Linked DNA regions of Homo sapiens: region 2 is linked to region 1. A link is an interaction called in ENCODE POLR2A ChIA-PET data of the cell type or tissue named here. Cell type or tissue: MCF 10A. All regions are shown on one strand.

What was found. Peaks named below come from ENCODE experiments on the same cell type or tissue, not always from the same donor. Only the 100,000 strongest peaks of a DNase experiment are listed, where the experiment ranks them.
Region 2: POLR2A ChIA-PET joins it to region 1 with 6 read pairs; 2 of 35 experiments call an interaction of 5 or more read pairs at or near these places.

Annotation. Positions count from the first base shown.
Region 1 is chr5:59,792,229-59,794,728 of GRCh38, reverse strand. All of the region lies in intron 1 of PDE4D (phosphodiesterase 4D), which reads left to right. The region is part of intron 1 of LOC105378988 (a long non-coding RNA gene); the gene reads right to left. Among named protein-coding and RNA genes, the nearest start is that of MIR582, 90 kb to the right of the region's middle. In MCF 10A, no CTCF peak of the experiment used is centred here; a DNase peak (open chromatin) is centred at 1,518.
Region 2 is chr5:59,709,153-59,711,652 of GRCh38, reverse strand. All of the region lies in intron 1 of PDE4D (phosphodiesterase 4D), which reads left to right. Among named protein-coding and RNA genes, the nearest start is that of MIR582, 6.7 kb to the right of the region's middle. RefSeq lists a silencer at 1,396-1,690 and an enhancer at 1,819-2,500. In MCF 10A, no CTCF peak of the experiment used is centred here; a DNase peak (open chromatin) is centred at 1,522.

The DNA.
Region 1 (2,500 bases):
GAGTTGTTTTGAATGCCTTGATGAACTATGTTTTGTTTGTTTTATTATATTTTCACTTGAGATTTTTACTGTGAAGCATGCTATTTTGAAGACAAAATTTTTAAAAATAGAGAAGGGCAAGAAGAATGGTGGACAATGCAGGAGGTGACAATTGGTATAATTACAGTAAACATTTATAGGTCAGTGGAACATAAGCCCTGAGGGAAGGCTCTGAAAGCGGACCTGCAAGCAGGAGGGAGGGAGGGAAGGAGGGAGGCAGCCCTCGCAGGCTGCCGGGAAGCACCAGGGATGTCGTGCCTCACTGTGCCAGCCTCACAGATGGCATCTCAGCGACATGGCTGTTCTTTTGTCTTTTCTTCATGAGCATCTTAGAGAAGCGCATTTATGCACATTTCTACCTACAAAGTTTTGCCTCAGTGTGACTCATCTTCTTTCTGTCTCAGATAGGATTACTCTTCAAAGGAAAGATAAAAAAACAAGTTCTGAATATAAAGATGAAGCCAACTGCAGGGCTTGTTGAATTACCTCAGAGATAGCTAGAGTTGTCTGTGTGTGTGTGTGTGTGTGTGTGTGTGTGTGTGTGTGTGTGTGCGCCTCTGTGTGTGTGTCTGTGTATCTGTCCATGTCTGTGTGTATGTCTGTGTCCATGTCTGTATGTGCATCTGTGTGTGTGCATGTGCCTGTGCATGTGTGTCTGTGCATGTGTGTGTATACACATGAGTGCAATGTCCCATATTGGCAAATACCACATGGTAACGTCCTGCACGCCACAGGAGCTGTATATATGAGCTGTATTTTCATGATGGCCCACTGGGATAGGGATTAAATCAGATGATCACCATTTATACCTAAGTAGTAACACTTAAAAATGCAATTGCTCTCTGTCACCACGGCTTAATCTATGAGCCCCTAAGGGGAAAAAATTCTTACATTAAAAAAGCCATTTCATATATAGATAAATGTTGAATAGGCAGGTGTTGATCAGAAGGTCTAATCCCCATCCACGTGAAATGAACAAGTCAAGCAGATAATTGTTTTACTAGAGCTTTCCTTTGCATTAAATGTGCCTGGAAAACATTTCTAAAACCATTCTTTTCTTTTTGGTTGAACCATTATGAATGAATCTTCATCCTTTAAAAGGCTAGATGTTCATGTTCAACTGTTTTGGCAACTGACCTAAACCAATATTATTATGAACACATTTTGGTTGTTTTGGTTGGACATTGGTAACTGCCAGTGAAGTTGGAGGTGAGAGGAGTTAACTACTTCCTTATAATGTCACCACCTAATTAGAATAAAAGCATCTTAGATTAAATTCTGATTTACATAAGGACATTTATTAACTAAACAATTATTCAGCAGGCATGAAATAAACAAATCATATGACTAGTTCTCTCTCTAGGTGCTTGGCCACCGTTTGCAAGCTTCCCTTAAGGCACAAAATCCAAAATTCCAGAGTCAATATTTCATCATCACTATAGACAAAAGTTTGTGGTATTCACAGCTGGACGCTGGACATCTCCCAGGACGTGGTTCCTGAGTCATTCTGCCTCTGAGTGTGTTGCTCCCATGGAAATCATGCACCTCCACGGAACTCACTCAGGCTCCTCGGGGACTCCTGAGTCTGCAGTCAGATTGCTAGTCTTGCTCTGATTTCCTACCTATCGGACATTCCATTTGACTGTCTTGCCACTGAACTCAATGGGTGTAAGCTGACTCTTCTTCCCTGCATATCAGCATCCTCCTGACTTCCCCACTTCTGTGAATGTCATGATCATTCTTTCTGCCACCTAAGCTTGAAGCCTACAGTCATTTTTTAACACAGCCACCTTCAGCTCCAATTCCAATTCCAATCAGTCACTCTTTTCTCAAATCTCCCTTCATACCAGTTCCTGTCCTTCTGTCTCTTCTACCCTAAGCCAGAGCCATATCTCTGCAGATCAAGGGCCTTTTTGTTCTGTTTCTTCCCCAGTCAATTAGTTTACATGATGCCAAACCCATCTTCTTAAAACCACCTGGATTAGATCACTCCTCTGTTTGAAGATTTCCAAAGAGGCCTTATTTTGTAGTGGAAAATGTCCAAACTCCTTTGCATATTCACTTATTCTCAGCATGCTTTTACCACCTTGCGTTCTTCTCCTTCACGGCACAAACCTCTATGCCAGCTGGATTTTCCATCCATAATCCCCCAAATACATCACATGCATTGTTGCATTGGCCACCCTTGTTAGTGCTTTTTCCATGTGGTGTTCTTACTTTCCTCCTTCACTCCATGCCCACTTCCTCAAAACACACACACACACACACACACACACACACACACACAGCTTCTTGGAGCCTCAAAGTTGGTTGCTAGTATTTTAAGTGCCCGGAATTTGAAATGAAAAAAAATAAAAGTAAACTGGTTTTAAATGTAGGCGTTGCCACGTATTGGTTCTACTGTGGCCTCAGACTTGTTATGAAATATTTCCAAGCCTTAGCTTCCACATGAGTACAATGG
Region 2 (2,500 bases), 83 kb after region 1:
TATTAGACAAAAACTAGGAAGTTATAGTTAGGTTGTAGTAAATGATGAACAATCCATTTTGATTGTGATTCCCAACTAGCTTTTAGGCAGAGCCTCAACCACAGAAACTCAATCCTAGTGGATAAAAAATATGCAGACAATTTGAAGGGAGTGAAGAGAGCAGAAGAAAGTATGATGAAAGAATTGAAAGATTATGCAACAGAGGAGTATTTACAGCCTGGCTAGATAAATGAATGGATATATTATTTTTTTTAATTTTTTTAGCTAATTTACATTGTTAATTTTTATTTAACTATTATTTTTAAAAGAAGATAAATACTGCAGTGGAAAGAGACTTAAGGGATTATACTAAGGGCAATTATGAGAACTCTTGGGACAAAATAATGGTCTTATATCAACAAAAATTCCCTGGAAGTGTGATATGTCAGCTTGCAGAAAATTTTCCCAATGTAGTGATAAGAATTCTCTGAAGACATAGGCAGATTGAAAAGACATGAATAAGAAACAATGTGAGATACATTTCCATACTTACTGCAGAGGTAAAGCAGAATGGAATTTGTATCTTTTCCTCTGCAGGTCCTATTAGAGAAGACAATAGAGAACCCTCTAAGAGGTGATTGTCAAATTGGTTAATATGCTGTGGTTTGGAGTGCCTGCATTGTGAACAAGGGCACATTCATTCAACTTTCCACATCTTCCTTTCCCTGTAAAATGTACATGGAGTTATGGTACCTTATTAGGCTATTGTTAGTATCACATATAAAACCATGTAAAATTCCTACCGTATGCCTGGTTCAGTCAGTGCTCCTCAGGTGGTAGCTATTGGTTAACCCTATTCTTTATAACATAATTGAAATTAGGTTATATGACTTTTAAATATCCAAACAGTCAGAATAGAAATATTGATGAGAAATTTTGCTTCATCTCAAAAACAGTGTTAGAACTACACCAATGGAGTATTTTTCTCCTAAAAGGTTAATCAGGATATGACATTTATAGGATTTACAATCACAATCCTGATAACTGTGAAATATAATATCAGACTGTTTCTTACTATTTTATTTTTAACATTGACATTAAGTTAAATAATATATTTTGTTACTGTAGCCTAGGATTTTATTTTCCCTGTTATGAGAACAAGGATAATTATTTTACAAATGAAATTTTAAGGGATTAGAGTGCCATAGACATGCTCATTGCATTATTAATGTGCAGAATACTGGAGTTCTGCCATCTTCATGAATCCCCACATTACATTTTGGATAAAGAATAAGTTCTGTATATAAATGTAGGCTTCAGAAGCTTTTGTTGATTCTTTCACCATATTTTATACAAAGGCTTTCTTGCTTTCCTGCCTCTCATGCTAAGTACAGGCCCTTCCTGTACTTTCGGCTAAACGAGATGGCCTTTCATGTATAAAACTCAGCTGAAAAATTGACTTCTTCATAAAACCATTCCTGTTTCATCCCTGACTCAAGGTCCTGACTTGAATTCTTCCGACTTCCCTGGGCACTGAGCCAGCATAGTTCTGGTTCGTTGTATAATTGTTTATATCCTTGTAGCATATTCAGATGCACATAGTCACCATGTCTCACCCAGAATCAGAATCTCTCAAGGAAAGAAAGCATGTCCTCTCTTTCCCTAATAATCCCCAAAGCTCTCAATACCATGCTGTGCCCACAGAAGGGAATCAGTTAAATCTGCTGCAATTGATTGGAAACTTCTTTTCCCCCAGATTTTCCTTAGGTGGTCTCCTGCAGAGTTCTGTCTAAAGTAATGGAGACTTGGGATTTGTATTCTCATTATGCTAATGGTTATTACTTCCTTTATTTTTGAAAACTGGTTGTAGGATCTAAGCTAACCATGCTATTTTCTGCATACCACCCAGCGATTCTCATTTAGCAACTGCCTTCAAATCGTCTACTCCCTTTGGTCTCCTCCTCCCCTCAGTAGGAGAAGGATGAGAGGAAGTTGGAATATTTACACTGAGATGAGATCCTTGAGCACTTGAGCCCTGAGGCTGCCTCTGGACTAACGTTTCTGTTCAGCTGTCCCCAGGTTTTTCAACAAGAGCTGTCAGAAACAAGTTTGTGACTAAAGAGCAGCTTCATCTGTAACTTCTGTTTCTTGCTACTCCCTGCTGTGTTTCTGGCTATCTGGAAGCTTCTCAGCAGGGTAGCAAGTTGTTGGCGCCACTAACACCTTTCCTCTTTCAAATTCATATTCTTCCTTGGGAGGTGAGTTTGCATTTCAGAAAATTCTATTTTAGTGAAACCACCCAGGAATCAGTGTCAGTTGGCTTTCAGCTGTGAAATAACTGCAGAGACTTTGTTACAGCTAAGGGGGTGCGATTCTTTTGGAGAGTTTAGATTTTCTGTTTATAGAGAAGAGTTCTTAGGAATTTTATGCTTAGCTGAAAGTATTAAACACTTTTCCTTATTTCCTCAACATGAATTCTTTTTCCCGGGGCTGCAGGGGAAAGGGCTCTGATCCTGGTTCA